Regions from separate parts of the Homo sapiens genome. Here region 1 is linked to region 2. The links are chromatin loops, found by intact Hi-C in ENCODE. Cell type or tissue: GM12878. All regions are shown on one strand. Each heading gives the region's core, and the rest is flanking DNA. Links, peaks and the distances in the headings are about the cores only. Region 1 overlaps LOC102724883 (a long non-coding RNA gene). Region 2 overlaps MGMT (O-6-methylguanine-DNA methyltransferase).

Region 1 (4,389 bases), core at 194-4,193, 530 kb after region 2:
CAACCAGCGGCAAACTGGAAAAAGAACGTATATGTTATGGTGGCAAAGTCTGAAGGTAATGTTGGCATGGAGTGTTTCAATAAGATGTTTCTTTTGATTAAAGCATATTTCATATGATGGGCAAGTAATAGATACAACCTCAGACGTAGGCTAATCATGGAGTCAACAGCAAACTTCTACTTGACTCCTAGGAAACTAGCTCCCTCACCAGAACATTACCGCTGTATTTCTTTCTTTCTTTCTACATACCATCAGGCAACTGGGGCCTATGCATCCTTAAGAATTAGTGGTTTGTTTTTTCTTTTCTTTTTTGGTTTGTTCTAGAAGAAGAAATTTAAAGCCAGCCATTGTTTTACAGAAAAATCATCCTGCCATTGAAACCCAAAGTGGTCCATCCAGTCTGGAGGCCGTGGGAACCATGAATCCTTTCAGAGTTTGAAGCAAATGCAAAACTGTTCACGTCATCCTGGGTTATTTTATTGTCTCACCACCTTCCTGAAATGGAGCTCGAACTTCATTTAGAGTAGCTCTCGGGCACGCTGGCAGGGGGGCTCCCAGAGCTGAGTGAGCAAGGGGTGCATTGAGAAGCAGGCGTTCTGCCCCGACCGGCCCACCTCACTCTCCGCAGAGGGAGGCATTTGTGGTGGGCCAATGTGCATGCAGCCCCAGGCTGGACAACTCCAGAAGAAACTCAAGAACACAAATGTAGATGATTAACCAAAATAGTCTGTTCCATCTTCCTGCACTGGGGGGAAATGCCTCTTGTATTTTAGAGGAGAGAGAGAATGGGAAGGAAGCCACTGCAGGTGTGGCAGACATTGGAGGACTCAGGTCAAGTATAAAACTGCTGTGGCCACGGATTTAACTAAGTTTCAACCAAGTAGCTTTCCAGGTTGGGTGACATCTGCTACATGCTAGAACTAGCTGTGGAGTCTGTGCTTTGGCCCCAGTTTGGAGTCCAGAACTATTAGCATGTATCACCGAGTTGTGTTTGTAAGGGTTGTGTGTATTTTTAGTGCTTCCCAGAGCTTTCTACCCTGATCGCCTTCCACAGGTAGAAGCGGCTGACTGTACCTGGTACCTGGGGCCACTCCAGAGGTCCCCTCTGGGAGGTGATGCCTCTGTGCACAAGCAGCCTGTGCAAGAATGTCAAGGTCAGCGGAAGAGAGGGCACACGCCCTCCAAGGAGGTGGTGTGGGTTGGGACTCAGTGTCCTGGAAGGGACCTCCTTCAGGCAAGAGCTCTTGGAGTCAGACGGCACGAAAGAACCTGAGTATAGAACTTCTCAGGTCTCTAAGGAATTACATCTGATTCTATAAGAATCAGAAGTTTGTTGGCCAGGTGCAGTGGCTCACATCTGTAATCCCAGCACTTGGAGAGGCTAAGGCAGGAAGATCACTTGAGCTCAGGAGTTGGAGACCAGCCTGGGCAATATAGTGAGACCTCATCTCTATTAAAAAAAAAAAAAAAAAGTTTGTGACACCAAGGAAAGCTCATCTGGGTCCTTAGTTTCTTAGATATGAAACATGAACTACAAATAACAGCAGAAAATTAACTCCATCTGGACTTGGAGGATAAATACACATATGCACACACATGCACACAATACTATTTACATATAAAACATTGTGACTCAAACGGAGAGAAAATGCAGCTGCATGTAAACATCTGTGGTGATTAGGTATACCCACTCAGTGACCAACAAATTGCATTCAGTGTGTCTGGGGTGATCGCCTCAGGAACTGGGCCTTCGGTTAGTAACGATGCTTTGGAAGCATGTATGCCAGTCATAACATGTGGAGGGCTTTTCCTCTCTCCCTCCCTGTGTTAACATGCTTTCATATGGCTAGTACAGTCTTGATAAATCTTGCAGGATCTCAAATAGCCTAGTGAAACGGGAAGAGAAGAAGGTGTTAAAAGTTTGCAGGTCAGGGGAAAAGCACGTGTTTTGGGTGAGTCGGTGGAGCCTCCACAAATACAGCATCGGTTTGTGTGAATTCTCAGCTGTGGTTTCTCAGGTTGAATAAAGCCACTCAACAAAGGCTGCTGTTTCTCCAGCCTGAAGAGGCACTTATGCCACCTACAGCCTGGAATCTGGCACTACAATTCGCGCCCAAGTCCCTGGCTCATCCTAGGTGGGAGATTAGAATCTATGTAGGGAATGGAAAATGGGCAGGCATTCCAGGGTGAGTTTTTCTTCCCCCCCGATAAATTGTAAACAAACAATTACAAACATGTTTGAAAATTGTTTTAACTAGTTTTTAGAGATTGCAATAGCTGGGTTGGGATTTATGAACTACATTTCTTATAAATACATTTCTTCTAGAGAACTTCTTGTGGGACGTAATCACTTTTCCCCTCTGTATAGCAGCCCCACAACTCAACCCAAAGCTAGGTTAGGCTACTGGGTACACACTTACCCAGATAGTCTTAGCTTCTTAGGGGAAACCAGATTACTGTGAAGCCATCAGATAAGACATACTTCTGAAAAGAAATGGAATGTATTTTTATTGGCAGAGTCAAGATGAAGTATGTTTTGAAATCTGTTTTACAAATAAACTTACACATAAATTGTCCATCCACTACTTGGAAATCTTTTTTCGTGTTTGAGGAGCTGTCAGAGGTCTCTAATAAACAGTGAGTCTTATTTAGTTTACTGGATATGTAATTCTTCTTTTCTTTGAAAATAATTATTTTTCAAGCAAGTGCAGCAAAAATACAACCAATAAAAATCTAGCTATGACAGCATAAACAACCTTTATGGCATGCATATACATAGACTTCTTCCAATAAAAGCAGTTCCTGGCAAGAAAGGGAACAGAAAATTGGCTGATGTGTTCCCAGATAAGTTCTGGACTCTTAAGGGCTGAGAGAAGAGTCCTCACAGCCCATCTCCAACTCCCCATCCCAGACCGGTCCTTGGTTAGCGTGAGGGAGGCAGGTCCCCATTGCCAGAGTGGCTTGGGCTAAGGAGAAGGGACGGGCTGCTGTCAACTTGGAGTCAGGGGAGCCCCTTCCCAAGGCCCGTTCTTGGGGCCAGGAAGTCTGCTGGACAGAGGCTGAACCCCCCTGCAGGCTCCGGAGGAGCGGGTGGGAGACCGGCCACTGTTCAGGCTCCCCATTCTTGGTCCAGGCCAATTGTCCCCGCGGGAGGGCGGTGCCACGGTGGGTGACAGGGCTGGGGGCGGGGTAGGGGTCGACTTAAGATAATCTGGTCCAGGGGTTCTGCTCTGGGCTGGGTCGACCCGGCTCGCGGGGAGGCTGTTTGCCCTGGGCCTTCCCATCCCCGCGCCTTCCCATCCCCGCGCCCACGCCGCACCCAGGCGAGCAACGTGGAGGGTCGGCGCGGGGCTGCTCCCGGGGAGCCTGGGGTTGCAAGTTCTCAGCAGACGTGCGGGTGCTCATTTATGCTTTTTATAGTAGCTGGAGAAGATGTTATCGCAGCTTGAGAACAGAAATTAAAATATGTATCCTTCAGGTGCAAATCTACTGTACTTACAGTTTTACCGTTTCTCTGCAGGGGGGCTCCATTAATCTTGTAAGAGTGAAATTCCTAAGGAAATTAATTCCCTCCAGTTGGGGTTATTCTCAACTGGTCTTTGGGGGCGGAGTAATTGGAATTTAAGAGTCGCTCTTAAAAGAAAGGAAACGTTGGCCATTTTACTCGAATAACACTTTCTAATGCCAGGCTTTACTCTTTAAAACACCTCCTCCTTCTTTCTCTCCCTGCACCTCTTTGTGTTTCTGGGCTTCCCTTGGTAGGGTTTACAAAGACCCCCACCAGGTGGGACCTCCCCTCCCAGTTTTCCTGAGGCTGACCCCACATTCCTTTCCACGTGGGTTATTTGTGGCCCCCCACCCCCCCTTCTCCCACTGCGCAGCCTGAGGACCACGGGACCACAGGAGGGAATGAGGCATCATGAAAAGTTCATGGCTAAATCATTTCCTTGCCTGTTTAGGAGCAGTAAATGTTTGTTGTCATCACCCAGCAAAATAATTACACCTCAATTTCTCTCTCTCTCTCTCTCTCTCTCTCACACACACACACACACACACACACCCTTTAAAATACAGGCAATTCATAGGCAAGAGGTGAAGTTTTTTTTGCTGCCAGGAAAGTCCAGGAAAGCATCTTCCACTGGAGCTTCAGGTCTCCAAGGCCTAAGCTTCAGTCCCCAGGCCCAGAGCCCCAGGCCCTTATTCTTCAGGCTATGGGAACCCCACCACCACCACCAAGACGGAATAGAACTTGGCTAAATGGCTAAATGCAGGTGTGGTGGCACACGCCTGTAGTCCCAGCTGCTTGGGAGGCTGAGGGAGAAGAATTGCTTGAACCCGGGAGGCGGAGGTTGCAGTGAGCCGAGATCATGCCACTCCACTCCAGCCTGG
Region 2 (4,389 bases), core at 235-4,234:
TATACTGTTTGTCATGAAAACTCAGACCATTCCCATTTTACCATCCTTTCTTCACCAGGGAGATAGAGTGACAGAGCAACTTAATTGTTGCCCATCTGATGCGGATCAAGTGTCATATTAACTGTGCATATCCCTGCAACGTTTGCACACTAATGTACATTGGTCTTTCTAGATGCCTGTTGTTACCTATAGGTAAGTAGGTAGGTAGGTAGGTAGGTAGGTAGGTAGATGTCTGCTAGCAATTTGACGGGTCATTTCTTTTTGAAGGATAATGAACAAATTTGAAACCTGTGGCACAGCCTGGGACCTAAGTCTGTGTGGTGCAGGGAGTCTAACTTCTGTCTAAGTCAGTAGTATCTCCAGGGATACAGCCTTACATCCACTGCTGGCTGCGGCTTCTCTGAGCGACCCATCTCTGCGTCCGCCCATCCATGGCTGCCATCTCGCACAAAATTATTTTCCTGGGATGGTCCCTTGAGTTAGTTCGTGGTTAGGGGTAGCTCTCACCTTAGTCCCTACAAACCCACCTGAATTTCCTTTGTCTCCGAGCCACATGGGAAGGAGACTGTGGAAAATAAACCAAGAGATTCTCTAGTAGGTAGAGCTAGAGGCAACAGGTTAAAATCACATCTTTATAGGAGAATGTTTGGGGAATGCATTCAGCAGTCACCCATTCTCATTAATAGACCCAGAAAACAATTAAAAAATACACATTGTGATTTGGACTGGGCAGACATGCCGACTGTGGAGCCATTTCTTAAGAGAGGGAGGTTGGCAGGTAGCTGGTGAGCCTATTTCTTTGCTCATTGAGCTAGCAAGAGCAACACCCATTACTTTCATTGGATTACTTGTTTGAAAATTAAATTAATCAAGTGAGGTAAACATCCGTATTGCCTCTTAGCACCCCCATAGGCTGCCCGCAAAATGGCCTGCGTGGGTATCCTAAGAGCAGGAATTGGCTATGACCTGCCGAGGTGGCCAACTCAGATGTGGCCAGTTTTCCATACAAGTATGAAGTTCCTGAATTAATGGGAAACCTGGCTGCATTGTCTGATGGCTTACTGGCAAGCAGTAATTAGAAAACATTTTTCATAGTGGAACCTCAGGTTTAGCTATCCAGAGAAATTGGATATTTCAAAATACTCCTAGTTGGTTAGTGAAACATTAGTATTAATGACAAATTAATATTAATATCAATATCAGAGTTGAGTATGTAGCCTTTGGGAAGAGAAGGGAAAGATTTTAAGGACCAGATTTAAGTAGCCTCCATATGCCTTTCCTTCTTGGTGGCATTTTTCATCTGAAAGCATTTTTTTTTTTTTTAGCTCAAAAACTTAGATGTGAAAAATTCAACGCATTGGGAAGAGGCGTCAACATTTGAACCGCAAATGATTAAACCTTTATGACTAAAGTAATAGGTTTGGCTTCAGTCTTCCCAGTGGAGTAGCAAGCAGAGGTCCTTTTCAGTTTGCAAACAGTAGTATACAAACTTGGTCCATATCAAATACTGTTTCTCTTCCAGGGCTTGTGTGTGCACTGGGAACAGCAACAAAAGTTGAACAGCAACTGGGTGGGGTTTCTTTATGTCTTCTGTTTAATCAGAGTTTCCTGATGGTTTGGCCACTTCATTCTCCTTTGGCTTAAGGGGTTCTAAGCCATGGGGCAGACCTTGGGTGGCTCACTGCTCTTGGAAGGAGGGTGTCCAGCCTTCCTGGCAGTGTGGAGATGAGTAAGGGAAACACTGCAGGGGCTTCTGGCTTCCTGGATCCTGCCCCTCACCTGGGGACTTTGTCTAAGTCCTCATCCTAGCACCACCTCGAGATCGATTCAGGCCTCCCCAGCAGTGGCAGAAATCCAACCATGGGAGCTAGTGGGTTCCATTACTGTGGAGTAGGGAAGAAGACATATGTCCCTTCTAAGTCACTTTAATTTGGTCCAAAATAAATAACCAAAGTCCTTGGGGAGACCGTCAGGGAAGTATCTTCCCACATCACACTTGGTCTTTGCAAGAAGTGCTGGTGGGCGTGCAGGGCTTCTTGACACTTCGCAGCAACGTAAGGATGTGGTAGTAGAGTGCTTGGTGTTCCAGTGGCCACTGCAATACAAATAGAGTGAGTTTTGTCGCCGTGGTACATTACAGCCATGGAAATTCCCCGTAGTTCATTGGTCCGTGACCAACAAAAATCCCCCTAGACTAACAATTAATCAGGCTCTGCTGAGCCTTTGACTGGCGACAGTTGCAGATGTCACATCATGCGAAAAGTTAAATCTCAGCTTTCCCCAAGAAGGAAAAAAAGTTTATTTTTACAGTTTATGGAACTAGTTTTCCTTTTGATCAAATGACCTGGTCTTTAGGGGAGAAATATTTTCATTTTTATGTTAGCAAGTGTGATACAGAATCATATACATTTAAAATCTTCATTTTTATTGCTTTTTTTTTAAAGTACAAAATTTTAATAGTAATAGTGATTTCAAGAAAATGTTGTGAGTGTCACTTTACTAGTCAGGCATGTTGAAAAGGAACGCGCTTCCTGAAATCTCCAAGCGAGGTTGGCATTTGAGACCTCTGGGTACGTGAGCTTAAAATTAATATAAGTACCTGAGCCTAGAGCCCAGGAGGTTTAGAAAGACTCAGAGATGCGCTTAAAGATAATTGGTGTGCTCCTCTTGTGAGAGCGGATTCACCAAAATGAAGTTAAAATTTGTTTGGGAAGTTGCTTGTACTGTGCCTTGTGAACTTACAAATCTGTGTCACAATCCAAAGGGTTGAGAGCCACACAAAGCAAAACAGATGGGCCGTGTGTCGTAGGATTTCCTGCTGTCCTTTCGGCTTCAGGTAACTAGGACTTGTGAAGCACAAGATACATGGGAGGCAAATCTGAAAAGGAATGGTGAGTGCGCCCCACGTGCCTGGGTAATACCTGAGTGCTCCCGGCATTACCTGGGGGCTGCCACCCTCCCTCCCCCTCCTTCCTTTCCAGCTCAACATTGAGGTGAACTTTTTACCATGATCGATGTAGCTTTCTGGTGTCTACACAGATTTCTGGATGGCCTCAGAAATGTCACATACTGCTTCGGGAATGTCTGCAAGTATATTTCATACATTTTACCTGGCAATTAAAAAAAAGTCATCTTTAAGATATTAGCATGTGGATACCGAGGTTCCACACAAAGCAAACAAAGAGGTCATTCTTAGCAGCTAATTTTAAATCTTCAGGCAACTATACGAACCTATGTCACAGTCTCTCCCAAAATTTATTATAATGCCCTTGTTATAAATTTAGAATATTTTTGCAAACTCATATAAACAAGTAATTGATGCGACTAAAATTCTTGTCACATATTTATTGCACTATCAGCTAAAATTTTTAAGTGACAAGAACCAAAATAATCGTTAATTTTTATAGGGCAAGGATCTGGCTTTTTGTCTGACACAAAGCTGTATAAAAAACTGCTTCTGATTTTATGCACATTGTTTTTAGTTAATGATTTTCAGCTGTTTGTTGTTTCTCTGATAGCATGAAAATGTACCATATGCTCAGCCCAAAGACAGATGATTAGCAAGTGAGATTCCGGGCAGCTGTCTGACTGAGCGCGTTGGGTTGATAGCATTCTGCTATCATAATTAGCTTAAGCTTTGGGTTAATTAACTTTCTACCTGGATATGCATAATAATAGCAAACTGCAAAAAGCAAGAAGCTTTCAGTACATCAACAACATTGCTGTCTTTTTTATTTGGTATTTCAAGAGCATATTAGAATTTCAAGAGTGATTAATCCTGGGAATATTGTCATCTACTGTAGATTTTATTTGCAAGCCAGATAATACTGAAACAATTGGAATCTATTATAGAGCAGAAATAGCATTTTAAAATTGTAATTAAAGTTTCTAAAAGCAATTGCTAATTTCAAATGCCTTTGTTGGCAAGAATATTAGGCACACTGCTTCTTGTATGGGCAGCTTGTCGGGCACAAAAAATACCAGCACTTACACTGTGAAGAATAAAACTTTCTTTTATTTAAGGGCTGTATTGAAAATAATCAGTTATTTTTATGTAATTTGAAAGTAAGATTACTCTGTAGTTTGCAGAGGTGCTGTTCAGACTCCTAGATTGAAGATATTAACCCTGTGCCCTCTTGCAGGTTCTCACCTTTGTTACCTCCTGAGCAGTGGAGGGCTGGAGGCCTGGGTAGGAGTGCCTGGTGCCCTCTTAGAAGATTTGATGTGTGCGTGTGTCTGCGGGTGCCAGAGGTCAGATTTTTCAAAAGTCAGTGCTATACATTTGTAGCTTGATATTTGTTTTCTACCCCAAGCAGTTTCTAAATCAATTTACTGATGGTATGAAATGGGGAGAGGGAGGGCTTTGTCTCCATCCTCCTCCTTGTTTGC

The links. Peaks named below come from ENCODE experiments on the same cell type or tissue, not always from the same donor. Only the 100,000 strongest peaks of a DNase experiment are listed, where the experiment ranks them.
Region 1: it touches region 2 in a loop (6-fold over the local background); 1 of 110 quality-filtered maps calls a loop at or near these places.

The regions. Positions count from the first base shown.
Region 1 is chr10:130,125,896-130,130,284 of GRCh38, forward strand. LOC102724883 (a long non-coding RNA gene) reads left to right here. Exons shown (of 3, transcript NR_188169.1): 3 at 359-1,455. It overlaps LOC105378561 (a long non-coding RNA gene), which reads right to left. Exons shown (of 6, transcript XR_001747659.2): 3 at 2,421-4,389; 4 at 1,692-1,886. Among named protein-coding and RNA genes, the nearest start is that of GLRX3, 8.3 kb to the right of the region's middle. RefSeq lists an enhancer at 773-942. In GM12878, for the core only: a CTCF peak has its summit at 2,078; a DNase peak (open chromatin) is centred at 2,036.
Region 2 is chr10:129,599,778-129,604,166 of GRCh38, forward strand. All of the region lies in intron 2 of MGMT (O-6-methylguanine-DNA methyltransferase), which reads left to right. Among named protein-coding and RNA genes, the nearest start is that of MGMT, 130 kb to the left of the region's middle. RefSeq lists enhancers at 2,084-2,143, 2,360-3,559, 2,907-4,238. In GM12878, for the core only: no CTCF peak of the experiment used is centred there; a DNase peak (open chromatin) is centred at 2,144; H3K27ac peaks cover 1,439 bases.